2 separate regions of the Homo sapiens genome follow, and region 2 is linked to region 1. The links are chromatin loops, found by intact Hi-C in ENCODE. Cell type or tissue: right lobe of liver. All regions are shown on one strand. Each heading gives the region's core, and the rest is flanking DNA. Links, peaks and the distances in the headings are about the cores only.

Region 1 (16,282 bases), core at 5,466-13,465:
TACCATTTATGTCAGACTGAAAATGTAAGATCTGATGCAGCATATAAATGTAGAGGTAGTTTAGTAAGATTAATTGTGGGAAGAGGAGCAGTATAGTATGAATTTCAGTAAGGAGGTAAGTACTGGAAATATTAAGAAACTGGCATTAAGAATAAACAGAAAATAAGAATGAGAGATACCCTATACATTCTTGGCAAAGACCTGGTTAAGTACTCTTTTCCATCCTTTATTAAAACTAACAAAATCGTAGTGATTTCTTACCTGGGCGAAGAGTACAGTTATAAGCAGCTAAATAGAGAACTCTACTTGGGTTGTTCATATAAAATATTGCTTTGCATTGACCATAAACCTGAAACCAACAAATGCATTTTATGACATAGCGAATGCAACTATGAGCTTTTAAAATACCTCCAAAATTAAAGTCAGACATTTTCTTTTAAAGTAGTTAGAAACTTAAGATCAAATTCTGTGGTTTTGGCTGGGAGGAACTGCAGTTGATGATCAAACTGTTTAACCTTTCCCTAGGACACAGCTAGAATATGTTTCCAAGCCTCCCCAACACGTGTGACTGTGTATAATTGAGTTCTAACCACAGGAAGGTGAGCAGAAGTGAGGTGTAACCATTTCCAGATCTGGCTCATAAGGGTCTCCCACGTTCTCACTGTCCTCTATGCTCTTTCTCTGTGCACAGCTTGATGCAGATGAGCAGGTAACCATGGAAGTCGTGAGCTGAGGCTGCAGAGTCTAGAGCCAGAGTGTGGAATAAACTTGGGTCTCAAATCACCCCTGGAGCAAAGCACCCATCTAATCAGGAACTTCTACTTTCAACTTTACATGCGTGAGAAATGAACTTCTATCATGTTAGAGTGAGTATACAGTTTTTGTGTCTGTGTTTTAGTAGCTAGTGTCACCATAACAAATATAATTCACAACAGGATATTCACTTTTCAAAATCAAGTTGGGTACAGTTTGACCAATTGGCTACATGATTAGGAAAATATCTTGATCAAATAGTTTTCTTCTAAACACTTACATCACTATTCTGTACTCACACTGTAAAGTTTTATATCAATTACTGAAAATCATCCCAGGATAATTAAGAATGAAATGAAATGGATTATCTATTTTCAAGTCTCTTCTATGATCATCTTTAGAAGATTAATTCTGAGGCCCTTTATTATGCTCTGTGGTTTCAGGAAATCCTTACACGGCGCCCTTGAGAGCTTTCATACTGCAAGTCATCCATTTTCCTCCCCTCAAACCTGGCATCGGAGTTTATTGAAACAAAGCAAAATAAAACAAATAGACAAAGCTCTACCTCCATCACTTCTGCAGTCTACATTAACCCCACGTCCAGAATATTCACACCTCAGGTCTTTTTCTCACAATTGAAACACTGGTTCAGAGCCTAACGGAAGGTCTTGGAGGTAAAAACACAACTTGGGGCAACTTTTCCATTCTGTTCTGCATGACCCCAATGGGACTTCTCAGAAACCCCTCTCATGAATTAAACTTTGTTCTGTCTAGAGCATTAGAATAAGCTTATGGGCACCTGCCAGGAGATTATAAAGTGGGCCATTTAAAAGATGACAGATATTGAGCACCCTTGACCCTGTAGAAAGAGTGTACCTACTTGCTTTCCCTAGGGCCCTTAATGGTTTATAAAAACAAGCACTCACTGATTCAAAAAATATCCTCATTCCACAGTCTTGCCATGCCTTCTTTCTGAGCACATGGCAGTCAGTCTCTAGCACATCCAGTGTAAGATAGAACAGAGATCCCAGGCCACCCTGTGGGAAGGGGTAGAGAAATGCAATACATTTCACAGGAAGTAGAAACCTAGAAAGACCACACAAAAAAACCCCTGCTTTATGGCAAAGCCAAAGAATATTTGTGAAGATTCCCCGTAAACCATTAAATCTGACACAAGTGTCAGAGTAGGATCACTGTTAACACTTGTTTTTACTAACAATAAGTGCGTTGTTGCTGACCCTGGCAGAGGAGAACAGAGAGTTCTCGGCAGGGCTTCCAATACAGAAAACACCTGCCAGGGTGTCTCTGGGTTCCCTCACCCTGGCCAGTCTCTCCAGCTTGCCCACATCCCTGCCCCAGAGTGGGAACTGTCCCTACTTGCCCGTCTGTATTCCTGGGCGTCGTTCACTCGGTTGAGTCTCAGCACATAGCCATCCTTTCTGTCTTTGTTAATATCCCGCAGGGCAAAGCCTGCAACTGCCAGCACATCTGAGTCATTGCAGCCCCGGGAGAGCAGAGCCGAGGGGTTGAGGGCCAGCTGGGGTGGAGACATTGCTCCGCAGCACAGGACTAGGATGCAGAGTGCCAGGGGAAGGAGCAGACCCATTCTGTGGAGAACAAGGCCCAGGATGGGTCAGTTTGTGGAGCTGCAGGGACTGGCTGGCTTGTAAGGCTCTTTAAGGCAGACTTGAGCGGTTTTGTTACAACTGGAAGGGCTAACCAAGTTCACCTTGAATTCTGAACTTGGATTTTCCTAAGTCAGTACTTTGGATAGCATTTCCCAATGATTCTAACCTTAGACCCTTGAGCAACCTCATATCCACCTGTACATACAAATGAATTTAAGTTTCCCAACTGTTTCCTGAGAAATCATAACATTTGTTCAAGGCTCTTATGATTAGATTCTGATTTGCAGGTCCCCTCCTGAATAGGAATATGGAGGACTGTCCCATTCTCCCCCTCTCCCCTAACACCTTTGCTGTGGAGGTCTCCTTGGCCACTCTAATAGTTATCTTATGTCCCAGTGGTGCTTGGTGAATTCAGACTTCCTGGCTGACACTCTGTGTGCAAAGCCCTTGTTAGATCAGGGAGGTAGTTGAACCCCACAGTCATCTGCCAGAAGCACAGTTGAGATTCCTTAAGCACTTTGGCCATCTGGGTGGAAAATGTTCTACTTATCATCATTTAAGTTATTTTTAAACAATGACTTTACTTAAGGGGAAAAAGTCAAAGAGATATAAAAAGTTCTCACATTGTATTTCAAGCCTATTCTTCCTTTTATGCATATGTATGGAAGCAAGCTCATTAAGAGACTAAAGCCCCATACTCTTGCTAAAAGAAAGATACTGAAGGGCAGGTGGGTGGCAACACATTGGTTGGGACTCTTGCCTTCTTTTTTTTTTTTTTTTTTTAGCTTCTATTTGTGATTCAGAAAGGTTCTACTTATTGGGACCATACAAAAGACAATTATCTTTTAAAAACTGTATTTCAACAAAAAACACATATCAGCAGTAGTTTGTCATGAGAGAAAAGAGACAAAATGGGAAAGAAGCCTCTAGAAGAGGTTATCATGAAGGGCATTCTATAAAGCCCTAGTCCATGAGGTGAGTAACCACCCCCTAACTCTCTCCCTACTCCTAGCCCTTCTCTTCCTTCCTGTCCCTGTCCAAGGATTCTGCATTCAAATAAGTTTAGGAACTGCTGAATCCTTCTGTGTGCTTGCTGGTACACAGTGGTGGCTATTGTGTAATGCTGAGAGGATTATCCTATCCTGATGAGGGCTCCACCCTCATGAATGGAATATGCCATTATCTTGAAAGTGAGTTCCTGATAAAAGGATGTGTTTGGTCCCCTTCTCTCTTCCTTTCACCTGTGTGATGCCTTCCACCATGTTATGATGTAGCATGAAGGCTCTCAGCAGGTATAGCCCCTCGATCTTAGACTTCCCAGCCCCCCAAACCATGAGCCAAAGTAATTTCTGTTCATTATAAATTCCCTGGTCTCTGATATTCTGTTATAACTACATAAAACTAACTGAGGCACAGCCCTAATTAATTTCTGGAGAGAAATAGTTTTTGAGGATTGATTGAAAAACCCAAATCTAAAGATCCCAGCTCTGTGGATGTGGGCTGTAGGCATTGTTTTCAAATAGGAACGATACTAGCAAAATGGGTACAGAAACCAGACATTCAGATTCTGGGGCACAACAAAGGTTTAGCTTCAGCCAGTGAGGAGACAAACATTCATTGAGCTTGAGCAACGTACAGAAAGAGGTTGAGAAGGATCTGGGGCCTGAGGATGCAGAACAAAGAGGAGGAGAATGGTCTGGGACCTGAGGAATATATTAGACTTATATAGGTGAAGGCCATGAGTGCAACTAAAATAAAAGGCAGGACTCAAACAGATAAAAAGATCCAATAACATGGAAATCGTGCACCACCACTTATGCACCTGGGTTTCAACCCAGTCTCAAACAACCTGAGCTGGCCTTCTCCTAGGCTGTGGAGTATGGGAGCCCTGGGAGAGGAAGCAGGGGAAGAGTCCAGCCTTTGGTGTCAGGCAGTCTTGGGTTTAAATTCCACCTCTTCCACTGCACGGTAAGAGGGCCTGTGACACTGGGTGTGCCACACAGCATTTTGTTTCCTTATTCATAAAACAATGGCACTCCCAGCATATGTATACATGCACAGTTGCACCTGCCTGTAGAAAGAGAATAGAGTTCCTCTTTCCCTAGAAGCCCAACCCAGGTACACTTGTGTTTGGTTCCCATCACATATGGGAACAACTTTAGTATCAGCATGGAAGTTAAATTTCTGCTCAGGAGTGAAGAACAAGGCTGTGGAGATAGATCAATCTAGGTTTTGTTGAATCCAGTGTGTCTAATAGAAATACAATGCAAGTTACATATTTAATTTTAAAATTTCTGGTATCTGCATTCGAAAAGTAAAAAGAAACAGATGATATTAATTTTAACAATATTTTGCTTAACCTGTCAATCCAAAATATTATAATTTCAATATGTGATTAACATAAAAATTATGAAAGGCACAGTTTACATTCTTTGTTTCACACTATGGCATACCCCAATTTGGAGTAGCCACAGTTAAGACGCTCAAGAGTTGCATGTGGGTACCTTATCAGACAGCCCAGGTCTAGCTCTTGGGAGCCTCAGGCTCCTCCCATGTAAAAGGAAGGTAGCAGGATTCTCCATCTCCTGAGGTTGCAATATGGACTTATCACAGGGGAAGTATGCAAAGGTGCTTAGCACAGCCCTGGTGCACAGGACGTCCAGAGACAATGTCCAAGGACAGCTGTCAGTGCTGTGACTGTACCCTGTGGTCCTCACTTTGTCTCCCACGGTGCAGATTCTTATGTGACTCTGCCAGTGGCCTTTTTCTGGTTACACTTGAATGGATGCATCGCCAGGTGAACCAGGTTGGGAGAAACAAGGCTGATTTTCCCTGAGTGAGGAGGGAGAGGCAGGGGGCTCCCTGGCCTGCCCACCTCCTGACACAGGTGTGATCCAGGGCAGTGACTTAGGATTATTGATTTGAGAACAGGGAGAGATCAGACAGGTGAGACATTGTTGGCTGCAGAGCTGAGAGAGACACAGCACACGTGATTAGGCATCTGGGGAATTAGAAATCTAGGTACCAAGTCTTGGCCTAAGGGGACAGGATGTGTACTTAGCAAAACTGGACGGCAGCCATGGCTCCAAAATACCAGGTGGGAGCTGCCTGGTACATGATGGTCTCTACAGCTAGTTGCTGTGTTTCTCTCTCTCTTCCCTTTCCTCCCTTTATCTTTTCTTCCTTCCACAAACACTGAATGAACATCTCCTCCAACCACTGCCAAAGCCCGGCACTATATATGAAACTGATATTTCTCAGTGTGTGCCCAGCCCTGTGCTAAACACTCTGTGTTCCTTCTCTCATGTAAGCCCATGACCAACCGAGGCCTGTAGGTGCCACTATTATTCCCATTGTACAGATAAGGAGGCTGAGGAACAGAAAGGTTACATTGCCTGCCTGAGGTCTTACAGCCAGGGTTTGCATCCAACCTATGTGGCTTCAGAGAAGAAGGCATGGTTCTTGCCCTCAAGGAGTGGATGCTAGGAACGCACCAAGGGGAGAAACTAGTTCTACTGGGGAAGTCAAGACAGGCTTCCTAGAGGGGGTAACATTCACTCTGGAGCTTGAAGGAAGAACAGAGTATGCCTGAGGCACAAGGCAGGGAGCGTATTTAACAGAGCGTTCACTTTTCCTGCAGGAGCTGTAAAGGCGAAAACTGTAAATCACGTCGTTTACTTTCTATGTCCTTGCAACTTTCGCAGCTGTCTCCTCTGTCATTGGGATAGTATTTGCTGCTCCCAAACCACCTGCTAGCCTCAGGGCTACCTTGTGGCAGTTTCTCCTTGACTCCTTCCTGAAGTATCCTATGTTTGGAATCTCCCTCTTCCTCTTACTTTTATCAGCCATATTTAGACAATGTGTGGAAAAAAATCAAAATGTTTAGAGAACACTTTTCGGAATCAAAAATATTCTTAGGGCAAATCTGCCTTATAGCATCAAAAGTGGGATTTCCTCCACAAATCCCTATGGCGGTATGGCTAAGAGCACAGGGGTTCAAATCCCAGCTCCGCCACTCATCAGGTCTGTCCAAGGATGTGTTTCTCACATTCTCTGAGGCTACAGCTAATCCACAGGATGGACGTGAAGACCAGGGGAGATTTTATACACTAAGTGCCTGGCATGCAGTTTGCCCTTAGTACCTCACCAAAGAAATTCTAAAAGATAAGAAGGGGGCAGGTAGGATCTTCAAGCCATATCTCATACTCACAGTTGTGCTGGTTTATGAAAAGATGTCAAGGATGCTGTAGGCGCAGTCCTCTCAGGGAAGCAGCTCCCGAGCCAGGGCCTCAGCTTTGCCAGTCACACCTTCAGGGTTCCTGAGGACCCAGAGTTGTTCAGGCCTGGGGGTGAGTATACTGACCCTATGCATAGGCAACTGATACATAAGCCAGCAGCCGGTTTGTTAATTTGTACTGGAGACTGATGCCTCTCCTAGTGGCTCTCCAGCAGGGCTGGACAAATGCTGACAAGTTCTTCCTCTCTGATTGTCCTTTTATATCTGGCGAACAGATTGCATTGTCACTTCAGAACACCTGGTAACAATACAGGTGGTTAGCTGGATTCCAGTGCCAGGCATACACCCTAAATCCTGAATTGAAGGCAGGGTGATAGGCAGAAGGCTAAGCTTTAATTAGGTACAGTCTTTTTTCGCAGGAGCTGCCCTACACTTTGCACAGACCTGGGCTCTTCCCAGATTACCTCATCAACATCTTTACAAGCCAACTCAGAGAGTGCAGCAACCCTGTAGATGGACTGCTTCACCCAGTGCTGCTGGTTCTTATGGCTGTCACTCCCAATGGGTAGTTTTATTGCCAAATTCCATCATAAGCAGTACTACCCATACCCTGACCAAAGAAGGAAAGGGGAATTAACACGACCACCTGCCTACTGAATGCCAGGCGCTGTGCTAAATGTGAGGTACGTACATTTCATCCCATGAGGCTTTGTTGGGAGGTATAGGCTTTTGTTGCTTATGATAGAATGCCAATTGCTAAACATAGAAGAGATGATAGTTAGAAAAATCACCATTCTGCAATCATCATTGTAGTAACAAATCCAGGCAAGAATCATCAATATATGTTAAAACTAGGGAGTAAATATTTGAAATGGGAGAGGTTATCTACATAGTCTCTGAGTATCTCCCCACAGATTACTTAATAACTGTAAAGGGAGAAATTATAATTATATACCAAAGGAACCTGGAAGACATCACCTTAACCAAATAATCAAAATCAACATCACCAATAACAAGCCAGACAGATACCATGTGTTTCCTGATGCGATGCACTGAGAAGGACACAACATCACTTTTATGGTATTCCAGAGGGGACAGGTAACCTACGCTAATTATGAGGAAAGACAAGACAAACCCAATTGAAGGGCATTCTGCAAGACAACTAGCTTGTACTCTTCCAAAATGTCAATTCATGAGAGATAAAGGCTGGAGAAATGTTCTAGATTGAAGGAGACTAAAGAGACTACATAACTAAATGAACATGTGATCAGTTTGATTCTGGATTGGCTCTTGAGATAAGAAGTTAAAATTCCTCTAAAGAACATCATGGGGTAGTTGGCAGATTTTGTATATGGAATGCAAATTATGTAATAATGTATACATGTTAACTTCTGTGAATTTGATAGCTATATGGTGATTATGTAAGAGAAAGTTAGACCCTGAGATACTTAGGGATAAAGAGAAAAGTGCATGATATCTGCAACTCATCAAAGAATCATAAAGTGTTAGAGGTTGAAGAGTCCCTAGGGAGTCAGTAGGCCAAACCCTACTTTCTTGAAATGATGTAACCAAAATCCTGAGAAATTGAATTACCTGCCTAAGACCACACATCCAGCCAGGAGTTGAGCCCAAGACTCTCTGGCCAGGTGTTTACAGTGAGTGCATGATATTGGTTGCTGTTGTTTATCATGGGTCAATACTCAGACAAATACATTGTTATCCATTAACTACAAGCCAATATACACCCCCGTGGCTTCGACCCAGCTTCTGCTAACGCAAAGGTCCCTGACCTCTGGTGGGCTTACATCAGAGGACAATGACCCTGGGAACTGATTTATTTTCACCCTTCTCAGTGCTGACCATGGCCTCAGAGGTGGGTGCTCTCAGGAGAGCCCTCTGCTGTGTGCTGTAGTGGAAAGGGCTGGAGCTTATAGTTGGGTAGATCCGCTAGATGAGATCTGTTACTAGCCGTGTGACTTCAGGCACAACTACCATTTATTTTCTCTGGCACTCAGTTTTCTCATCAGTAAAAATGGAGACAACATGCATATTTATGGGACTAAATGAGATCATGTATGTGATATATGCCCATCCAACAGTAAGTCTTCGTAATTGGTCATTGTTTTCTTCTTTCTTTTGGTCCAAAAGTATTTATGACTATGAATGGAGCTGGGTGGAGGGCTTAGAGAACTCAATACAAGTTATTTAAACTTTTTTTCTCATTAGAAGAATATTACCAAAGTGATATGCACCTTACAGAAAATTAAAAAGCAAATAAAAAGACAAAAATATCTGACCATACTGTTAATAGTTGATGGATGTCCTTCCAGACTTTCCTGTATGCATATGTCACATGCATTTTTATACAAAAATACTGTAGTAGTATACTTACTATATAGTAACTTGCTTTTAAAATCCAACAATAGATCCTGACCATCTTGACATATAAAATAACCCACTTCTGCAGTTTAATTTTTAATTATTGCACAATAGTCTGTTGACAGGTGAGTCAGTTCTTCAAGCCAACTGTCTTTGATAGACAGGTAGATTGTTTCCAATTCTCTGCTATTATAAACAATGTTGCAATTAACATTCTTGTGAGTAGATCTTTGTTCATATCCTTAATAATTTGCTTAGTACAAATGCCTCAAATGGAATCACTGGGTCAAGGGCAATAATTAATGATAAAGCTTCTGATATAATTTGCCATATTAGGCCTGGTACAATGGTTCATGCCGGTGCTTTGGGAGCCCAAGGTGGGTGGGTCACTTGAGGCCAGGAGTTTAAGACCAGCCTGGGCACCACAGCAATACCTCATTTCTATAAAAAATGTTTTAAAAATTAGCTGAGCTTGACGGCATGTATCTATGGTCCCAGCTACTCAGAGGCTGAGGTGGTAGGATCACTTGAGCCCAGGAGTTTGAGCACTTAGTGAGCTATCATTGTGCCACTGCACTCCAGCCTGGGTGACAGGGCAAGACCGTGTCTCAAAAAAAAAATTAAGTAATAATTATAATAATTTGCCATATTGCTCTCCAGAAATATTATAACAATAGCCTTCACACCAGCAGTGGATAAAGCATTAGGAAATGATCTTCATTTGAATGTTCCAAGCACAGTAAACAAAAACTTATCTTGAAAGAGTAGAGAGGCCAGGAGAGGTGGCTTACGCCTGTAATCCCAGCACTTTGGGAGGCCAAGGTGGGCAGATCATGAGGTCAGGAGTTTGAGACTAGTCTGGCCAATATGGTGAAACCACATCCCTACTAAAAATACAAAAATTAGCCGTGTGTGGTGGCGCGTGCCTATAGTCCCAGCTACTTGGTAGGCGGAGGCAGGAGAATAGCTTGAACCTGCAAGGCGGAGATTGCAGTGAACCAAGATCATGCCACTGCCTTCCAGCCTGGGCAACAGAGTGGGAGTCCATCTCAAAAATAACATAAAATAAAATAAAATAAAATAAATTAAAAAAAGGCAGAGAGAGGCTGTGAAGCTTGACTTTCTGGGCTCCTCCATGGACTGGTGGATCAGGAGTTTAGGGGGTAAGAAGAAAGTTCCTTCATTCAAGTAATGTCGTAAGTTCTTCTCCAGTGAGTGAAGTAACTGCTCTGTGATAGGCACTATGCTAGTTGTTGGGGATAAAAAATTAAAAAGCTAGCTGGCACAGTGGCTCATGCTTGTAATCCCAGCAATTTGTGGGGCTGAGTTGGGAGGATTGTTTTAACCCAGGAGTTCTAGGTCAGCCTGGGCAAAATAGCAAGACCCCATCTCTTAAAAAATTTTTAAAAATTGGCCAGGCATGATGGCATGCACCTGTAGACCCAGCTACTCGGGAGGCTGAGGCAGGAGTATCACTTGAGCACAGGATGTCAAAGCTGCAGTGGGCCGTGATTGTGCCACTGCACTCCAGCCTGGTGACAGAGCGAGACCTTGTCTCAAAAAGATAATAAATAAATAAATGAATAAATAAGTGCCTAGTTTTCAATCCTCTGCATTGTAACAATTGAAGAATCCTTTGCTCGAGTGTAAGATAACAGACACCACAGGGCTGCCAAGGACTGGTCAGTGACAACAGGGAGGACAGCCTCCCTGATGAGAACATGGCAACACTCTTTGATATGAAATCTCGCATGATATTTGAGATATCTGGCTTGTAATGTAAAATTTGTGACAATTATTGCCTTCTATATGTTTTAGCAGGTAACAACATAATTGTTCAAGTGTTCTTTTTTCTGGAGTTAAGATAGTTAATTTTGAGTAAACCAGGCCCCAAATATTATGGGTAAATTTTTTTCTACTGTAATTCTTTATAGCTTGATATTATGTGTGTGTGCACGTGTGTGTGTGTGTGTGTGTGTGTGTGTGTGTGTGTGTGTGAGAGAGAGAGCTAGAAAGTGGAAGGGAAGAGGTGAGAAGAGGCATGGCGAGGGAATGACAAGATTAAGCGTGGAATAGTAGTGAGGCAAAAGCCTGAGAGTCTTCTGTGCTGTAATGATTTGCATAGCATACTAAAAGTACTGGGGAATCACTGAAGGTTTTAAGAACTAGATTCTCAGAAAGATCATTCCAGGTAGCAGCGATGAAAGGCCCCAGCTTCTTCAGGATACCCTTATCACCAAGGCCATAGGCAACAAAAACAGATGTGGGTGACGGTCCATCCTTGTAGGGTCTCAGCTCATGCTTGTGGGTTCCAATCTGCTGTCAATTCCCCCTACGTCATATCCATCTTCTCTTTCTGAACACCTGCCCTGCGGACTTCAGGCTCCAGCATCAGATACAGAGACAGGCTTACAGGGACTGTTTATCCAGCCCCCACAATTGCATAAGCCCTGTGGACTTCAGGCTCCAGCATCAGATACAGAGACAGCCTTACAGGGACTGTTTATCCAGCCCCCACAATTGCATAAGCCAGTTCCCTATAATACCTCCCTGGTTATGCTAAACCTGGTTGAACCCTGAGTGGTACAGTTGTGAATGAGAAAATCCTGTCAGAGGAGACACTGCTGAAAAGATGGAAGTGACAGTGGGAACAGAGAGGAAGGACTGGATCCGAGATATAATGAGGATGTAGGAAATCAAGACCTGGTGACTCATAAAATATGGCAGCAAGAAAGGGTGAGGGATCAAGAATGACTCCAGAGTTTTCAGGTTATTTGACCGAGTCAAAGAGTTGAGCTACCATTACAGGAATAGAGCAGATTTGGAAGGGGGAGGGGATGGGGACCTGAGTTTGAGGCTGTTAAATTTGAAGAATCTGAGCGATCTCTAAGTGGAGACTCATAATATGTGTTGGGTATACGGACTCAAGGTTTAAAGGGGATGAGCAAGATCATCATTAGCCAGAGGTGGAGGCTAAAATCTTGGGAGAGGGTGAGCTCATTCTGGGAGGGCAGGTAAGGCAATGAGATGAGAATGAGGTGGAGCTCTGAGAAAACTAATATTTAAGGAGGAAGCAGAGGAAGAGGAGCTAAAAGAAAAAGAGTCTGAGATTGAAAGGCTGCAGAGAAGAAAGACAGGCTCCATAGACCAGGAAGGATTGCATTCAAAAAGGAAAGGCGTGGTCAGAGGGTCAGATGCCATGGAGAGCTTGAATAAAAAAGGGCTAAACATGTATCCATTTGATCCAGAAGTTCCCCCGTGATCTTTGTTGGTAGCAGTTTCAGAGGAGTGGTGGGGATAGAAGCCAGATTACTGTGAAAAAAAAAATGAATAGGAGTTCAGGAAGTGGAGACAAGCAAGTATAGACCATTGTTCATAAAATCTTGTTTATAAATAGAAGGAAAACAAACATTAAAGAGAAGAATACAAGGTTGAGGAAAGACCTTTAAAAAAATAAATAGAAGGCCAGGAGCAGTGGTTCACACCTGTAATCCCAGCAGTCTGGGAGGCCAAGGCAGGCAGATCATTTGAGGTCAGGAGTTGAAGACCAGCCTGGCCAACATGGCTAAACCCCATCTCTACTAAAAATACAAAAAACCCCACAAAAATTAGCTGGGTGTGCTGGTGCACACCTGTAATCCAAGCTACTTGGGAGGCTGAGACAGGAGAATCGCTTGAACCCAGGAGACAGAGGTTGCAGTGAGCTGAGATGGCACCACTGCACTCCAGCCTGGGCGACAGAGTGAGACTCTGTCTCAAAATAAAAAATAAGCTGGGTGTGGTGGTTCACGCCTGTAATCCTAGCATTTTGGGAGGCTGAGGTGGGTGGATTCGCTGAGCTCAGGAGTTGGAGACCAGCCTGGGCAACATGGTGAAACCCCATTTCTACTAAAATACAAAAAACTAGCTGGGCGTGGTGGTGCATGCCTGTAATTCCAGCTACTAGGGAGGCTAAGGCAGGAGAATTGCTTGAACCAGGGAGGTAGAGGCTGCAGTGAGCCGAGATCACACCATTGCACTCCAGCCTGGGCGACAGAGCAAGACTCTCAAAAAATAAAATAAAATAAATTTTTTTGAGATGGAGTCTAGACAGAATAAACTGAAGTTACAAGAGTGGATAAGATTATCAATGGGAGCATATAAAGTGAGAAAAATAAAGGTGAAAATCTCAGGAACCCTAATATTTTAGAGGTAACTGGAAGAGATGGAGGCAGAAAGAGTTCCAAGTAGGAGGTAGGCAATAACATCAAACATTGGCGAGAGACCAAATAGCATAAGAAGGAAAAACAAATTACTGGGTCAAAGGTTTTGACAATAAGAAGGTCAACAATGACCTTTGCCAGAATAATCTTACTACACTGGTGTGTATATGAACCAAGGTATAATGGATTGAGATGTGATGAAGAGATGATAAGTTATCTCTTAATAACTGAGACAGTTATACGTTGGTATTTTGAGGGGAGAGAAATGATAAGGCCAAGTGATAGCAAAGGTTCAGTGAGATGGGCACACTCAGGTTTTGGAAGTGTAGATTGGCAAAATCTGTTTGTAAAGCACTTTGACAATACATGTCAAGAGTCGTAAGATATTCATATTATTTTGGAATATTAGTTATATTTCTGAGACTCTACCTTGGAAAGTATTCACACATATAGGAAAGCTTTTATGCATAATAATATTTATTGATATGCCATTTACAAGCACGAAAAAGTGTCCATCTAAATGTCCAACAACAGGAGAATGGTTAAGTAAACTTCCATTTAGGTAACAGTGAAAAGGAGGCTTAACACGACTAACTTCATTTTTCTCCCAATCTCCCTGCAACTCCATCCAAAATGATATCTTTTAGGTTAACTGCTTTTGCTTATCTCTGCACACAGGCCAACCTAACTATGGGAGGCATTTAGTTGGCAGTTTAACTTTTTTTTTTTTTTCTTTTTTGAGACTGAATTTCGCTCTTGTCGCCCTGGCTGGAGTACAATGGCATGATCTCGGTTCACTGCAACCTCCGCCTCCTGGGTTCAAGCGATTCTCCTGCCTCAGCCTCCTAAGTAGCTGGGATTACAGGCACCTGCCACCACCCCTGGCTAATTTTTGTGTTTTCAGTAGAGACAGGGTTTCACCATGTTGGCCAGGCTGGCATCAAACTCCCGGCCTCAAGTGATCCACCTGCCTTGACTTCCCAAAGTGCTGGGATTACAGGTGTGAACCACCACACCCAGCCTACAGTTTAACATTAAAGCAAGGATGATAATAGTCTCTTCCCAAAACTAACTCCCAAGGAGAAAAGAAGGGGGTACACACAAGTAACGATGTCATGTTAAAGATTTATAAGAGCACTGTGACCTGGCCAAGGACAAGGAAGTTTCACCTCCTCAGAGCCTTGCTGCCGCCCAGGTGCCTGTCATTGGTTATTTCTTTACCTCAACCGCCTCCCTATTCTCCCTTACTCTAACATAAAAGGAGCCTGAAATGCATATTAACTTAAGATGGCTTTTTAGGACATGAGTCTGCCCATCTTCTCAGTTTGCTGAGAAGACTAAAGAAAGAATAAATATTGCTGTAAGAATAAAGTTGCTTTCCTTGCCCCAGTGCCTTGTCTCTTGACTTACTGGCTGTTGTGCAGCAAGTGGTACCAGCTTGAATTTGGCTACATTTGATGAATACCAATTAGCCATCACAAATGATGTTTATGATGTTTAGTGACATAGAAAATGTTTAAGTTGTAATGTTAACTTGCAAAGCAGGACAGCAATGGAAACTACACTGCCGTGACACAACGCTGTGTTTTATAAAGCACCCCTGCACAGTGGTGCAGGTGGGAGGCGGAAGGAAGGTAACGCAATATAGGAAAATGTTAATGGTGTTTGTATTTGAGATATGGGATTGTGGGAGGCATTTATTTTCATTCCTTCAACTTCTCAGTGTTTTCCATAATTTTTTTTAGTAAACGTCGCATTTAGAAATTTTTAGAAATCAATTTTTTTGGCTTTTGTTTTTTATTTTATTTTATTTTTTTAGAAATACAGATTTATTTATTTATTTTTTATCCCTCCCCCCTCCCCCCACCCCACAACAGTCCCCGGTGTGTGATGTTCCCCTTCCTGTGTCCATGTGTTCTCATTGTTCAACTCCCACCTATGAGTGAGAACATGCGGTGTTTGGTTTTTTGTCCTTGCGATAGTTTGCTGAGAATGGTGGTTTCCAGCTTCATCCATGTCCCTACAAAGGACATGAACTCATCATTTTTTATGGCTGCATAGTATTCCACGGTGTATATGTTGGGTATATACCCAAAGGATTATAAATCATGCTGCTATAAAGACACATGCACACGTATGTTTATTGCGGCACTATTCACAATAGCAAAGACTTGGAACCAACCCAAATGTCCAACAATGATAGACTGGATTAAGAAAATGTGGCACATATACACCATGGAATAAATGTTTTTTAAAAGGAGGATTGGTAGTAAAACAAAGGGGGAAATAGGGAAATGGCTTGAGAGGAACGTAGAATCAGAGGAGAGTGATCATTTAGCATGGGTGTCATCTGAGAGTGTGGTCAGTGGAAAGGGTGACGCTGGTGTAGGTGGAAGGGATGCTGGGAAGGGTGAAGTGGTCAGGGAAGGTGAGGGTGGGAGGAGTAGCCAACGTAACAGAGGAGAAAGATACTTCCTCTGAGCCAGAGAGAAGGAGGTGAGAGTGGGTGACTTCAGAGATGTATTGGAGGGAATTTTTACCTAATAGCTTTTATTTTCTTTGGAAGCTGGGAGATTCATCTGTTGAGGGTTGAGATGTGGAGGTGTGATTAGGATTTGAGAGGGGAAAATATGTAGCTGAGTCATTGTGGGGAGTGGGAAATGAAGCCATGAAGAGACAAGAATAATGGTGGGGCTCTGAGGGGATCCTGCCTGAGGATGGAGCACAACCTTTGTCAGGGCATCAAAAGCCACGCTCCGGAGAGCCCTTCAGTGAGAACCGCAGGATGGGAACAGGAACAGAGAGAAAGTCCAGCTGGAGTTGGGCCCCGATAAGGCATGTGGTCTGGAGGACAGAAGGTTAAGATCCACAGAGGGTGCTTACATGAATATCTTTGAAATGACCCATGTGGGGTTGGGTCCAGAAGACAAGGAAGTGAAGCCAGGAAGTGTCTGACACCTTGAACAATACATAGGACAGAGGGATTGATGCTCTCAGTGAAGCTGATCAGGCGTGAATCAAAGGTGAACAAAAGGTGGCTGAGGGCAGAGTGAGGGGGACACAAGGTCTGCCATCCAGGAAGA
Region 2 (16,282 bases), core at 2,920-10,919, 100 kb before region 1:
AATCAGAAAAGAGGGAAAAGAGGTAACCTGCTTCAAATATGTCGATCTGTGGATTAATTCTACCTACACTTTTGCTACCTGTGAGAATGTGTTAATTGGAAGCAGTGTCTGGTGATGCAAAGAACATGGTCATTGGAGTCCGGCCAGACCCTACTGGTAATCAGCATCGTGATGGAAAGGGTAGACTCTGAATTGACCAAGATTTGAATCCAAGTGCCATCAGCTTCACTTTTCCTTTCTGTAAAATAGAAATAATAACAGCACCTGCCTCACAGAGTTATAAGGAGGACTCGAAAATGTGGGTGAAACCTTCAGTATAGTGCCTGGGACAGAGGAAGCATTTGATAATGTCATTATTCACTCAGGACCTCAGAGTCTTTCTAATTTTTAGTGTCTCATCCTTGACAATAGGGAAAGTGTTACTACCTCCCAGAGTTCTTTTAAGACTTAAAAAAGAAAGATGACATCAACGAATGCTTTTCAAACTTGATTCATGCATATGAATCCCCTGGGGATCTGGTTAAAATTCGGTAGCTGTGAAGTGGGGTTTGCGAGTCTGAATTTTTCTTTTCTTTTTTTTTTTTTGAGACAAAGTTTCGCTCTTTGTTGCCCAGGCTGGAGTGCAGTGGCAGGATCTCGGCTCACTGCAACCTCCACCTCCTGGGTTCAAGGGATTCTCCTGCCTCAGCCCCCTGAGTAGCTGGGATTACAGGCGCCACCACACCCAGCTAATTGTTGTATTTTCAGTAGAGACAGGGTTTCACCATGTTGGCCAGGCTAGTCTCAAACTCCTGACCTCAGGTGATCTGCCTGCTTCAGCCTCCCAAAGTGCTGGGATAACAGGCGTGAGCCACCGCGCCCAGCCATGCATTTTTCACATGGTCCTTGCATGTCAGCAGAATGCAGTGGAGTGCTGTATCTGGCCTCAGGTACACCTGGCATAGCCAATGTTGCTCCCCCACAGCAGGACTGCAGTGCACTAGGAGAGAGTCTATAGAAGCTTCACTGAGACACTGACAATGTGTGAGAAGTGATCAGGAGGATTGTTACTCTTCTTTCTAGCCATTAAACAGAGATCAGCACAGAAGTGTGAGAGTTACTCCCCATTTAAAAAAGATAGCTCCCCAATTCATTTCAGTAATGGTTCATTTTCAGCCCCCAAATATGGATTTTCAGAATGAGCAGAACTGACCCCACGCTGACTGTAATTAGAATCATACCATTCCCAGTGGTTGACAGTTGACAGTAGGGTAAATTTTTTTCTCCCAGGGTACCACATAAACTTCAGCGTTGCAATCTAGGCTTTGCTATCCATGAAAACAGAAGTCGAAAGAGAGACAGTGTTATTCACGAGACATTTAAACAAATGATTCTAAAAACATCAAATAGGCTTCCAGTGAAAAAGTAGACAGGTGCATGACTACTCACGCCAAGTTTTTTGGTCTCACAGCTTTCGGTCAACTCTTCATTACTTTCCTTGGAACATGTGGTTTCCCTGGCCACGAAGTCAATAAAATATTTCTTGCCAGCCACCACCTGAAAAATTAATTAGTACAAAGTAAACGCTTAAAAATATTTGCATAATAAATCATTTATCTTTAAGAAATGTTAAGGGAGAATCTTGAAATTTTAATTGACCAACTTAGAGAGTTACATACAAAAAAGTACACGTTTGGCATTAAAGCTTGGCATGCATATTTAAAATATTTGGCTATCGGTTGGTCCCATTTCCTTTTCTAAGTGGGGGAAGAAATAAGCAAGCTATAATTTTCTTTATTTTTTTTTTTTGAGATGGAGTTTCGCTCTTGTTGCCCAGGCTGGAGTGCAGTGGCACGATCTCGGCTCACCACAACCTCCGCCTCCTGGATTCAAGCAATTCTCCTGCCTCAGCCTCCTGAGTAGCTGGGATTACAGTTGCCCACCTCCACGCCTGGCTAATTTTATATTTTTAGTAGAGATGGGGTTTCTCCATGTTGGTCAGGCTGGTCTCGAACTCCCGACCTCAGGTGATCCACCTGCCTCGGCCTCCCAAAGTGCTGGGATTACAGGCATGAGCCACCATGCCTGGCCTATAATTTTTATTTATTTATGTATTTATTTGAGTTTTATTGTCCAACAGCTGTTAAATTCACTAGTAATTCAAGGGCTCAAGTTGTAATATCTAATAATCTAACAGGAATAGGAAGAAAAACTTAAAATGTTTTTAAATATGCCTTATTGTCCTGCCAAATCTTGAATTGGTGAAATACTGAGTTAGTACTACTATAGAAATTATGTGGATTAAATTTTGTAATTAGAAAAATTATTTGGGGTTTTTATTGTTCTCTTACTATTTTTAATATTAAGAAATTATTTTAGGCTGGGCGTGGTGGTTCATGCCTGCAATTCCAGCACTTTGGGAGGCTGAGGCGGGTGGATCACTTAAGGCCAGCTGTTCAAGACCAATCTGACCAACGTGGTGAAACCCCACCTCTACTAAAAATATAAAAATTAGATGGGCTTTGTGATGCACACCTGTAATTTGACAGCTATTTGACAGGCTGAGGCAGGGGAGTTACCTGAACCCAGGAGGCGGAGGTTGCAGTGAGCTGAGGTCATGCCACTGCACTCCAGCCTGGGTGACAGAGTGAGACTCTGTCTCAAAAAGAAAAAAAAATTATTTTAATCTCTAGCAACAGTTTTAATCACTACTCAACACTATCTTCCATTAAATATTTTGTGGCCCAATTTCTCAACCAAATTATTTAGTATTAAATCATAGTATTTAAATGTGTTGGCCGGGAATAGTGGCTCCTGCCTGTAATTCCAGCACTTTGGGGGCCTGAGGCGGGCAGATCACCTGAGGTCAGGGGTTCGAGACCGTCCTGGCTAACATATAATGAATCCCTGTCTCTATTAAAAATACTAAAAATTAGCCGGACATGGTTGCAAGCATCTCTAATCCCGGCTACTTGGGAGGCTGAGGCAGGAGAATCGCTTGAACCTGGGTGGCAGAGGTTACAGTGAGCCAAGATCACGCCACTACACTCAAGCCTGGGTGACAGAGTGAGACTCTGTTTCGGGAAACAAAACAAAACAAAAACAAACAAACAAAAAACAACTAAACAAATAAATAAATATTCACCAAAACCCAGGATGAGGAAGGCCTTTCTTAGGTGAAAAGCAGAGGAAAGAAATCTGAAGGAAGGGGAAAATACTAAAACTTGACTAGAGAAAAATGAAAACTGCTTCTGAAAAATCACAATAAGCAAAGTAGAAAGGCAAGCTGGGAAAACTATGATATAGAATCAATGTCTGTATGAATATAAAGCCCAACACTAAAAATGGACAAAAGCCATGAGCAGGTATTTCAGAGAAGTTAAAACGGTCATTAAGCCTAAAAAAAAGTTTAACTTCATTAATAAACAAAAACATGCACATTAAAAAAGCAATGAGACATCATTGTTAGCCTTCCATGCAGGCAAAGATGAAAACAAAAATTGATGATACGTGGCATTGGCCAGGCATAGGAATCAAGCAGCCTCAGTCACTGCTGGTAGGAAGAGAATTCAAATTAAGATCCTCAACTGGTGTCTTTTTTCTTTTATTTTTTGAGACGGAGTCTCACTCTGTCACCCAGGCTGGAGTGCAGTGACACACACTGCAACCTCCGCCTCCTAAATTCAAGTGATTCTCCTGCCTCAGCGCCCCCAAGTAGCTGAGATTACGGGCAAGTGTCACCACACCTGGCTAATTTTTGTGTTTTTTGTAGAGATGAGGTTTCACCATGTTGGCTGGGCTGGTCCCAAACTCCTGACCTCAGGTGATCCGCCCGCCTCGGCCCCCCAAAGTGCTGGGATTACAGGCATGAGCTACCACGCCTGGCCTCAACTGGTGTCTTATACCCAGGTGATGTGAATGTAAATTGGCATCATTGCAAATATTTGGTGATTCTGGCAATTTGCATCAAGTCTTATATATCTACATATTATTTGACATTCCTAGGACTTTGTCAAAGGAAAAATTTCTGCATGTGCACACACAGATCTTGGAAGTTTATTCATCTCAGCAGAGGCAGACAGGAGCATCAACAGCCTTGGGGACAGCAGCAGTGGTGGTAGGGCAAAATAAAACTTATATGAAACTGTAATCACTAATGTGTGAAAATGGAAGATTCAGGAAGTGTTTCATATCTGAAATATGAACCCAACGTGGAATCAACATGCATCCAAACAGGACTAAATGTGCAAACCCAAGGCAAGATTAAAACTATAAATATTTAGCAATTTGGCAAATTGGTCATTTTGGAGACTAGCTTTTAGCAAATTCATCATATGTTTAATTGATTTCCAGTAAATTGGCTGCTTCCATCAAGGCTGCCTTGGGTGACTATGTCCAAGCAACCAAATTGCTCTCTTTAAATGCAAAAATTAGTAAAGATTTATCTCTCTAAAGTAAGTTTGAAATTCTTGCAATATTCAGATTGACTTGGCAGCTATCTGATGGGTTACCTCTTTGTGTCCCCCTGACATCCTTAATGTAGACACATATGCATACTAGAATGTTGATTCATTAATCCACAGAGAAAACTGTAACTACTAAGAAGACTAGATATTCATGCTTGAGAATGAGTGGTTCTGTTTTTGATGGCAAACCTCTGACATACAATACATGGTGGCCTATTCCTACAACATTCAGAATAAAGAATAAGGGAGCTGGGTGCATTGGTGTGCGCCTGTAATCCCAGCTACTTGGGAGGTTGAGATGGGCACATTGCTTGCTCCCAGGAGTTCGAGTCCAGCCTGGGCATCATAGTGAGACCCCCATCTCTCTCTCTTTTTGTTTGCTCTGTTGCCCAAAGGGTCTTGTTCTATCACCTAGGCTAGAGTGCAGTGGCACGATCACAGCTCACTGCAGTCTCGACCTCCCAGTCTCAAGCAATCCTCCTACTTCAGCTTCCCAAAGTAGTTGGGACTACAAGCACATACCACCATACCCAGCTAATTTTTTAATTCTTTTTTTTTTTTATTATTTTTTGAGATGGAGTTTCACTCTTGTCACCCAGGCTGGAGTGCAATGGCATGATCTTTGCTCACTGCAACCTCCGCCTCCCGAGTTTAAGTGATTCTCCTGCCTCAGCCTCCCGAGTAGCTGGGATTATAGGCACCCACCACCACACCCAGCTGATTTTTGTATTTTTAGTAGAGATGGTTTTTCACCATGTTGGTCAGGCTGGTCTCGAACTCCTGACCTCAGGTGATCCACCTGCCTCGGCCTCCCAAAGTGCTGGGATTACAGGCATGAGCCACCACGCCTGGCCTTTAATTCTTTTTTTGTAGAGACAGGGTCTTGCTATGTTGCTCCAGCTGGTCTCGCTCCTGGGCTCAAGTGATCCTCCTGTCTCTGCCTCCCAAAGTACTGGGATCACAGGCATGAGCTACCATGTCTGGCCCGCGTCTCTCTTAAAAAACAACAACGAAAAAAGAATAAAATAATTTCACAAGAAAGCAGAAATATAAAGTGAGAAGTTAAAGCTGAAAAAAGCATGAATAGCATAGATTGGCGTCCCTTTCAAGTAAACCTAACGTGGTCATATGGCAATGAAATCAGAGAGAGAGGGTGGTTGTGTCTGGGATAGAAACAAGTGCTCAAGTAGCAGAGAGATCAAAGTATCAGTTTTGATTTACTTTAATCTAGTTTGTTTACTTTTTTTCAGTTACAAAAGTAATACAGAAAATTAGAAAGATTAAAGTAGTGTTATTCCATCACCTAAAAATCACCACTATGACTATGAGGCATTCGTTTTTTTGTTTGTTTCCAGGTGGAGTCTGACTCTGTCGCCCAGGCTGAAGTGCAGTGGCACAATCTCGGCTCACTGCAACCTCCGCCTCCCGGGTCCAAGCCATTCTTGTGCCTTAGCCTCCTGAGTAGCTGGGATTGAAGGTGTGCACCACTACACCCTGCTAATTTTGGAATTTTTATTAGGTTGGTGCAAAAGTAATTGTGATTTTGCCATTACTTTGGCAAAAACCACAACTACTTTTGCACCAACCTAATATTATAGATGGGGTTTCACCATGTTGCCCAGGCTGGTCTCAAACTCCTGACCTCAAGCAATCCACCCACTTCGGCCTCCCAAAGTGCTGGGATTACAGGCGTGAGCCACTTTTTTTTCCCACATTATTTTCTGTACTTTAAAATAACACAACTGATAACATCATGTATATTCAATTTTATGCCTCCTTTTTTTCACTGAATATTATAACACAAGACATTCCCCATATCAAGAGCTCCGCACAAAGATGCTTTTAAGTTGCTGCTTAACACTCTATTCTGAGGATATGCCAGACATGATCTAATCATTCTCATATTAATCATTTTGACAGTTTACTATTTTTGCTGTTATACTTAAAACTGCAGTGAATATCATTGTATATAAAGACTCCTACTTTAGATTCCTAGAAATTCAATTCTGAGCCAAAAGTATGAACTTTTTAGTGAGAATTTTTTCACCAGATTATGAGGATTATGTTGGCTTGCTGTAACAATTTGGCTCTATTTTGATTATTTTTATTTAGCTTGTATTTAGGGAAGCCAATTTTTAGTCTCTAAAATAGGGGTCTGTCCATAATGACATCAGTCAGAGACTATTGGAGTTGCTAGACATGTAGGCTCTTCTCTTTTTTTGAGAAGGAGTTTTGCTCTTGTTGCCCAGGCTGGAGTGCAATGACACGGTCTCGGCTCATTGCAACCTCCGCCTCCCGGGTTCAAGTGATTCTCCTGCCTCAGCCTTCCGAGTAGCTGGGATTACAGGCATGTACCACCATACCTGGCTAGTTTTGTATTTTTAGTAGAGATGAGGTTTCTCTATGTTGGTCAGGCTGGTCTCGAACTCCTGACCTCAGGTGATCTGCCTGCCTCAGCCTCCCAAAGTGCTGGGATTATAGGCATGAGGCACTCTGCCCGGCAAAATGTAGGCTCTTCTAATACAGTCACTCATTTTACAGACGGGGCCACAAAGGCTTAGAACGTTTGAATGACCACCCAGAGTGATCTGGGATGTGAGCGGCAGATGCTATGGTGGAACTGAGTCTCCTGACTCCCAGAAGACACTCCTGTCAGTCTTCTATTGATAGGGCATGAAAGGAGAGATGAATCCCCAGAGGGTACATTTGCAGGAGAGCGGGATCCCAGGCAGAGAGAACAGTAGGTGAAAGACATGGAGGCAAGAAAGCGTGGAGCCTTGGCAATGATGGATTGACTGATATGGCTGAGCCCAAGACATTATGTGATGTTATAATGAGAGATGAGTCCAGAAAGACATAGCGTAAGTCTTCCTGGCCCTAGCCCTGAATTTTATTAATTATATCATGGTTGCTATTGTATTTATTTATTTATTTATTTATTTATTTAGACAGAGTCTCGCTCTGTTGCCAGGCTGGAGTGCAGTGGCGCAATCTCGGCTCACTGCAACCTCTGCCTCCCAGGTTCAAGCGATTCTCCTGCCTCAGCCTCTGGAGTAGCTGGGACTACAGGTGTGCACCACCACACCCGGCTAATTTTTGTATTTTTAGTAGAGACAGGGTTTCACCATGTTGGCCAGGATGGTCTTGATCTCTTGACCTTGTGATCCACCCGCCTTGGCCTCCCAAAGTGCTGGTATTGCAGGTGTGAGCCACCGCGCCCAGCTGCTATTGTATTTATATAGCATTTTAGAGTTTGAAAAAGTGATTTGACATATATTAACTTATTTGATCCTCACCTCAGTCCTTTACATATAGAAAACAGAGAGAATGTTGTAAAATACTTGTCCGGGATGAAGCATACAGGGAGATTGGCACTTAATTTACCAAATCTAATGCACCAAATCACATTATCAAATGTATGGTTTCCCAATCCAGAGCCAAGATCAGTGGCAAAATTAGTCAGCAATTTGCACATAGACTATAGTGTTACTGCTTTTGTAGTATAGTTTACACACCTGTACTCTTGCTTTTTTCACATTGTCAATCTTGAAATAGAAAGTTGCGTTATTCTCTGCATTAAGCTTTGTGATGGTGTGAGTCAGTGTCTCCTCCAGCTCTGGGCTGTTGGTGGGTATATCTCTGGGGCAGCCCACGCAAATCTTGGTAGGTGGTTGTACAAAATCCTTCCCTGAAAGGATCAGGTTTTAAGTCAACATGTACACTGAAGTAGCAGCCTGGCCTAGCATCCCTCCTGCACAAGAACCAGCATCCACATGTATAAGGGGCTACATGGGAGCCCAGGCCCAGTAGTGAGTGGGGGAAGGTTGTCTGTCTGACTTTCACTTCCTGCCTCTCTTCTTTTCTCCTCCTCAGAGCACAGTGTACTTAGGGAAACATTTTCAATAGGAAAGTGCGAGTAACTCCAACAAAACGCTACACTTTTCCTGAATTTTTGCATTTTTGATGGAAACTGTAAAAAGCAATGCTTAATTTAAAGGAGTGACTCTCATGAGAAAAGTTTAAGTGCTATGGTTCTGATGAACAGGCAGCTTCAGACTACTCATGGAACGCATACAAACGTTTTCCAACTATGAGAAAAGCACACCCTTGTTATAAGAAACACTGACCTGACCACAAACTCACACTATCTCCATTTCTTCCCATTATAACATGCAGGAAAAAACCACCTTAATTGAAAGGGTTTTGTTCTGAGTGCTTAGAAATAAAATACAGGTCTCTTCAACTTACAACATCTGACTTAAGGACAACTTACAGAGAAGAGAGACCAGATGGCATTGTACCCAAAGGCCAACTTTGCCCAGGGGTCATACATTTCCCTTCTGTCTTCATAAACCATTCTGACAAGAACAGTCTGAGCTGCAGCACAACTGGGCAGCGAAGGGGTACAGTGTTCTCATCAAGGGGTGCATCTGTGTCTGCAGGTTACACAGACTTTGGAGTATATCACGGGAACCAAAACCCAACTTATAGGAAAAGACTCAGCCAGTTGTCTGGGACCACTATTCCTCTATTGCGGTGCCAACATGTGTTATTCCTTACCTGGATAAATGTCACAGTTCTGTGAGAAGGAAGCAATTCGTAGCTGAATATCGATGTATGCATTATCTGTACATTCACCGGTATCCTGGTTTTTAAAAAGCATATAAGTGCTCAGTTAAAAACATTTTTTAGAGTCTTAAAAGTAAACAACTAGTAAAATTGAAGAATAGGACGTGTACTTTCCAAATCATTGCATAGAAAAAAAAGAAAGAAGCAAAACATAGTCTTACTGCAAAAGAGATACTAAGGTAATAGTATCAATAGCATCAACAAATACATGCATATACATGAGCACATGGAAAGCAGGAAGATCTAGTACAGAAATAACAGCCATGTAAGTAAAAAGGTAAATTTCTAAAAAAATAAGGTAAGACTTTCACACTGTTAAAACACCAAATCAATGTATTACAGTTTCAAGAATCATCTTATGATAAAAACAATGTATAAAGCTTAAAAATAACAGATGAACAAAGCTACGTGAGACAAATATAAACGTAGCAGGAACTACAGTATTAGTAATATTGGACAAAGTAAAATTCACGAGAACAAAACACTCATTCCTAAAGGTAGTAAAAATGATCATTTTATTTTTCAAAAGCATAGACCAGAAGGCATGGAATCAAAATACCTAAAGTAGAAAAAATTACACGTGAATAGAAATGGATAGAAATAATATGGTGGGAAAATTTAGTATGCAATTACAAATCTAAGACAGGGCAAGTGAATAAAAAATAAACAAGAACATAGAAGATTTGAATAACATATTAAAGATTTATTTAAATGGTATTTTCATATGCTACATATGATTTTAAATGATACTTTCATAAGTATCATACTAATTTGTATGTATTTGTGTGTGTGTATATATATATGTGTATATATATATGTGTATATATATATGTGTGTGTGTGTGTATATATATATATATATATATATATATATATATTTTTTTTTTTTTTTTTTTTTTTTTTTTTGTGATGGAGTCTCTCTTTGTCGCCAAGGCTGGAGTGCAGTGGCGCAATCTCAGCTCACTGCAACCTCTGCCTCCTGGATTCAAGTGATTCTCCTGCCTCAGCCTCCCAAGTGTCTGGGATTACAGGCGTCTGCCACCACACCCGGCTAATTTTTTTGTATTTTTAGTAGAGATGAGGTTTTGCCATGTTGGCCAGGCTGATCTCGAACTCCTGATCTCAAGTGATCCACCCACCAAAATGCTGGGATTACAGGCATGAGCTACCGTGCCCGGCCAGTATCATACAAATATTTTTAATTGTTTTTACACCAGGTCACAAAAAGATCCAATACATTTTACAAAGCAGAAACAATACAGGGTATGTTCTTTCACCTCAGCACCAAAAAGAAAAAATAATCTCTAAAAATTCATAACATGTTTAAACAAACAAAAACAATATACTTGGAAATATAAACATGCTTGCCAATAAAGTTAGGGTCTTTCTTGGATAAGGAAAAAAAAAACAAAATAACAAAAATGAGAATTCCATATAATGTTATTAGAACAGCATTCTAAGTTAATTTTTGACTCGACATGATTTCATAATTTAAAAACAGAGGGAGAAAAACAAATAGAACAAACAAATAGAACAAACAAATAGAAAGACCTATGCCTAGGTCTCCAGAAGTGAGGGGAAAAAAGAATAATAAACAAACATAGCCAGGTGCTGTGTGATAAGTCACTTTGGGAGGCTGAGGCAGGCGGATCACCTGAGGTTGGGAGTTCGAGACCAGCCTGACCAACATGGAGAAACCTCATCTCTACTAAAAATACAAAACTAGCCGGCCGTGGTGGCACATGCCTGTAATCCCAGCTACTCGGGAAGCTGAGGCAGGAGAATCACTTGAACCCGGGAGGCGGAGGTTGCAGTGAGCCAAGATCGCGCTATTGCACTCCAGCCTGGGCAACAAGACCAAAACTCAGTCTCAAAAAAAAAAAGAAAAGCCTACATTACATTTCTAGCAACTCCAATAGTCTCTGACTGAATTTGCCTATTCTAGGTGTTTTATATAAGTGGAATCATACAATATTTTTTGTGTGTGTCTGGCTTATTTCACTTAACATAATATTTTCAAGCTTCATCCACATTGTAGCATGTATCAGAATTTCATTCTTTTTAAAGGGTGAACAGTGTTTCATTGTGTATATATAATAGCACATTTTGTTTATCCATTCACCTATTGATAGACACTTGGGTTGTTTTGACTTTCTGGCTATTATGAATTTTGCTGCTATAGAAATTCATGTATAAACACGTGTTTGAATATGCATTTCCAGTTCTTTTGGGCATATACCTAAGAGTGCAACTTCTGGGTCACATAGTAATTCTATAGTTAAGTTTTTCAGAAATTGCCAAATTATTTTCTATAATGGCTGCAGCATTTTACAGTCCTACCAGCAATGTACAAAAGTTCTAATTTCTCCATGCCCTTTCTAATACTTGTTATTTTATGAACAAAAAGAGGTTCTTTATATATTCTGCATGTTAAACTCTTATCAGATACATGATTTGCAAATATTTTCTCTCATTCTGTGGGTTGTATTTTTACTCTCTTGATAGTGTCCTTTTTACTTTTTTCTCCAATTATAAAATAAATGCATGCTCAATTAGAAAACTCGGGAAATATCAAAAACTTCCAAAAAATATAAAGAATCAGAAAAAGCGGCCGGATGCAGTGGCTTACACCTGTAATACCAGCACTTTGGAAGGCCAAGGTGGGTGGATCACCTGAGATCAAGAATTCGAAAACAGCCTGGCCAACGTGGCAAAACCCCCATCTGTACCCAAAATACAAAAATTAGCCTGGCGTTGCAGCGGGCGCCTGTAATCCCAGCTACTCAGGGAGGCTGAGGCATGAGAATTGCTTAAACCTGGGAGGCAGAGGTTGCAGTGAGCCGAGATCGCACCACTGCACTCCAGCCAAGGTGACAGAGCAAGACCTCTTCTCAAAAAAGAAAAAGCACCCACAATTCCAACTGAAAGTTAACTACATTCTATATTTTGTCATAATTTGTTTTCCATCACTTTTTGTATTTACATTTATTTTACATATTTAAATAAATCCGTATGTATAGTTTTGTATCCCACTTTTTTTGTTTTTTACTTAACATTGTAACCGTTTTACTATGTCACTAAAAACTAAAAATTTTTGATAGCTGTATCATATTCTACTGTATGGATATACTGTAATTTACTTAACCATTCTGTAATGTTGCATAAACTATTTGTTTACAATATTTTTCTATTAAAAAACAACTGACATTAACATCTTATGGTCTGGATTTCCCATATAAATGAATTAGAAGCAGAATTACTAGATCAAAGGACTTGCAGCATTTCCTTGGCTAAAGCACAGTCTTCTGCTCAAATGCAAACATCCCTGGGCACATATCATGTCTTCGCCATCTTAACATTCGCTAGCTACTACTACCTTGAGATATACCATTTTAATATAATTTTGGTTCAGATAACAAGATACGATGCTAAGAAGGACCACTAAGGGCTAGAGACTCAGGGTCTGTTTATTAAAGATAAAGGTAGGGAAGGGAAGATGAGAAAACAAACAGAGAAAAGTTTGACATGAAGAATAACCCTGGGTAGAGCAAGGGAACACCATATGGGCATTGAGCACCTGGGGAAGAAAAGGAAATGGGAAAGTGTGGAGACATAACAAAGATACAGTTGACCGTTCAAGCATTTTATCTATTCGTAGTCCCTGGTTATGCTCTGTAAATACTTATTGCTGGCCAGGCACGGTGGCTCATGCCTGTAATACCAGCACTTTAGGAGGCCAAGGTGGGCGGATCACCTGAGGTCAGGAGTTCGAGACCACTCTGGCTAACACGGTAAAACCCTGTCTCTACTATAAATACAAAAATTAGCCATGCGTGGTGGTTGGCGCCTGTAGTCCTAGCTACTTGGGAGGCTGAGGCAGGAGAATAGCTTGAACATGCGAGGTGGAGGCTGCAGTGAGATGAGATCACACCACTGTGCTCCAGCCTGGGGAACAGATTGAGATCCTGTCTCAAAAAATAAATAAAATAAAATAAAGTTATAAAAAAATACTTATTGCTAGCTGTGCAGATTCTTTGGCCAGTTAGGTAAGGCAGCTTGACCAGTGACGTGAGCTTTAGTCTTCCCAAGTAAATGTGAATATGAATTGCTGAATGTCATCTAAACTTTTCGTGACAGTCTTCCCACCCAGCTTGATAGTTACCACAAAATGTAAACAAAATGCTAAGAACTTTATCATTAAATTTTTGCCTACTTACACCATTCCAAAGGGACTTGCAGTCTGGAGTTAAGAACAGAAAATTCTCTTTGGAACAATTCGTTTGCACAATTGAGTAGGTAATTCGAAAGTTCAATCCAGCCACCACCTGAAACAATTTCAGATTGAATATTTAAAGGGCAGTTTAAACATTATTCGCTGTGGGATATGAATGTTATGAGGAGTTTAGAAAACAGTGTGGCAATATAATAAGTGCCCAAGAAATATAAAATATTATTATTACTAGGCAAAAAAATGCTGAATAAACATTGAGCACCTTAAGAGTCTCATATCTCTCACACAAACACACACACACACACACACATACACCGCTAGCCATCTGAAAATGACAAGCAATATATATATTTTTCTATTTTTCAGCCAGTTTTGGAACATGGATTTCCTTAAGTGAATCCTAACAATATTTCCTCTGCCAGGCTGCAGAGAGAAATGTTTACTGAATTTCATAAAATAATAATGCCCTTCTAGACGGATAAAGAAAACTTTAGAGGGGAGTGGTCTTTACTGTTGGGTCCTCAGGCTCCCAGGTTACCAAGTAGTAAGATTTCTTCTACTTTATTCTGGGCCTCTCCCACCCTGATAGCACTATACGGACATAATTGAGTAAAGCATGCTCGCATGAAAGCAAGTTGTAAGGTTTATTAAATGCAGAGAATGTTACTAACCAAAGGGAATCACTCATAATAAGAGGCTGAAATACAAGAGACCCAGTCAACTATCAGAAAAGTCTGGGAGGGGCGGGCGTGGTGGCTCATGCCTGTAATCCCAGCACTTTGGGAGGCCGAGACGGGAGGAACACCTGAGGTCAGGAATTTAAGACCAGCCTGGCCGACATGGGGAAACCTTGTCTCTACCAAAAATACAAAAATTAGCCGGGCGTGGTGGTGGGTGCCTGTAATCCCAGTTACTTGGGATACTGAGGCAGGAGATCTCTTAAACTTGGGAGGTGGAAGTTGCAGTGAACCAAGATGGCACCACTGCACTCCAGCCTCCAGCCTGGGCAACAGAACAAGACTCTTCCTCAAAAAACAAAAAAAAAAAAAAAAAAAAGAAGAAAAGTCTGGGTGTACTGAATCATTAAGAAGATTTGTAGCTGAGTGCAGTGGCTCAGGCCTGTAATCCCAGCACTTTGCGAGGCCGAGGTGGGAGGATGACTTGAGGTTGGGAGTTTGAGACCACCCGCTTGGCCACCATGGTGAAACCTCGTCTCTACTAAAAATACAAAAATTAGCAAGACATGGTGATGAGCGCCTGTAATCCCAGTTCCTTGGGAGGCTGAGGCAGGAGAATTGCTTGAACCTGGGAGGCAGAGGTTGCAGTGAGCCAAGATCGCGCCACTGCTCCAGCCTAGGCAACAGAGCGAGACTGTCAAAAAAAAAAAATTACGGATATATACTTTTTTTTTTCTGATGATATGGGAACTGTAACTTAGTGGGTACCCAGAAAGCCATGCCGACCATTTTAGACACAATTTAATATTTTGGAGCTGTGTTTAAGTCATGATGGCTAGGTGATAATATAGTTTTCTTAAAATCCTAAGGCCAGGAGATTGAGACCATCCTGGCTAACATGGTGAAACCCCGCCTCTACTAAAAATAATAATAATAAAAAAAATTAGCCAGTGTGGTGGCGGGCGCCTGTAGTCCCAGCTACTCAGGAGGCTGAGGCAGGAGAATGGCCTGAACCCAGGAGGCGGAGCTTGCAGTGAGCCGAGATCGCGCCACTGCACTCCAGCCTGGGCGACAGAGAGAGACTCTGTCTCAAAAAAAAAAAAAAAAAAATCCTAAGGCCGGTATGACTTTTCCTTTTCACTGTCTCTAGGAAGAGCCTGTAATGACGATTACCCATTTGTTAAAATCAAACATCAAAGGAAGGGGGTCTGATTCGACATCTTTTCTCACTTTACATATTGCACTATCCGACTCACTTTGACTAAGGAGAAAGCTCTTCGCTTCCTGTGCTAGTCACATGAAAACACCACCAGCCATGCAATCATACATTTTAAATGTAAAGATCTAACAAATTTTAGTAATACTGTGCTACTTAGAGAATTAAAGAACAAACCTGTCTTTGGGCCCGTTTTACTTCATTAAGCATGAAGAGGGAGGAATGTTGAGTGTTGTTGTTAAAGTACTGAATGCCGTGTCTCAGAATGGGCTCCAGGTCTGGGCTCTGCGTTGATATAGGATGCACACAGCCGAGGCAGTCGTACTGGGCTGTCACCACAGGGCCCTCGGCTTAACAAAGAGCAGACAAAAACACAGCATTAATGATCGCAATCAGCATTCGCATACACTGCCCTAAACAAAGAAGAGGCTGGGCGTGGTGGCTCATGCCTGTAAACCCAGCACTTTGGGAGGCTGAGGCGGGCAGATCGCCTGAGGTCAGGAGTTCGAGACCAGCCTGACTAACATGGTGAAACCCCATCTCTCCTAAAAATACAAAATTACAAAATTTAAAATACAAAAATTAGCTGAATGTGATAGTCCCAGCTACTCGGGGGGCTGAGGCTGAGGCAGGAGAATCACTTGAACTCAGGAGACGGAGGTTGCAGTGAGCCGAGATCATGCGACTGCACTCCAGCCTGGGCGACAGAGCAAGACTGTGTCTCAAAAGAAAAAAAAAAAGAAAGAAAAACAATATTTGCAAACCATGCATCCCACAAGGGACTAACATCCAGCATATACAAGGAATTCAATCAACTCACCAATAAAAAAACCAAGTAATCCCATTAAAAAGTGGGCAAATGATCTCAGTAGGCATTTCTCAAAAGACGACATACAAATGGCCAACAGATATGTGAAAAAATGCCCAGTATCACTAAGCATTAGGGAAATGCAAATCAAAACCATTATGAGATGAGATATCATCTTACCCCAGTTAGAATGGCTATTATTAAAAAGAGTTTGTATTAAATTATCAAGTAATGTTCATAACAGATAGCCCTAACCTACTGGTCAATAGAGGCAAAG

The links. A loop is a pair of places that touch in the nucleus more often than their neighbours do. Peaks named below come from ENCODE experiments on the same cell type or tissue, not always from the same donor. Only the 100,000 strongest peaks of a DNase experiment are listed, where the experiment ranks them.
Region 2: it touches region 1 in a loop (2.7-fold over the local background); 3 of 110 quality-filtered maps call a loop at or near these places.

What each region holds. Positions count from the first base shown.
Region 1 is chr3:186,626,538-186,642,819 of GRCh38, reverse strand. It overlaps FETUB (fetuin B), which reads right to left and starts at 2,421. Exons shown (of 7, transcript NM_014375.3): 1 at 2,135-2,421; 2 at 1,680-1,790; 3 at 262-349. The coding sequence starts at 2,359. It overlaps HRG-AS1 (HRG and FETUB antisense RNA 1), which reads left to right. Exons shown (of 3, transcript NR_187317.1): 2 at 692-866; 3 at 1,197-1,311. In right lobe of liver, for the core only: a CTCF peak has its summit at 8,520 (motif pointing left); DNase peaks (open chromatin) are centred at 8,419 and 11,442; H3K4me3 peaks cover 478 bases; H3K27ac peaks cover 1,342 bases.
Region 2 is chr3:186,724,353-186,740,634 of GRCh38, reverse strand. KNG1 (kininogen 1) reads right to left here. Exons shown (of 10, transcript NM_001102416.3): 4 at 15,375-15,547; 5 at 13,291-13,398; 6 at 9,006-9,090; 7 at 7,961-8,133; 8 at 1,429-1,536; 9 at 1,221-1,307. Among named protein-coding and RNA genes, the nearest start is that of KNG1, 15 kb to the right of the region's middle. RefSeq lists an enhancer at 15,263-15,826. In right lobe of liver, for the core only: no CTCF peak of the experiment used is centred there; a DNase peak (open chromatin) is centred at 7,454.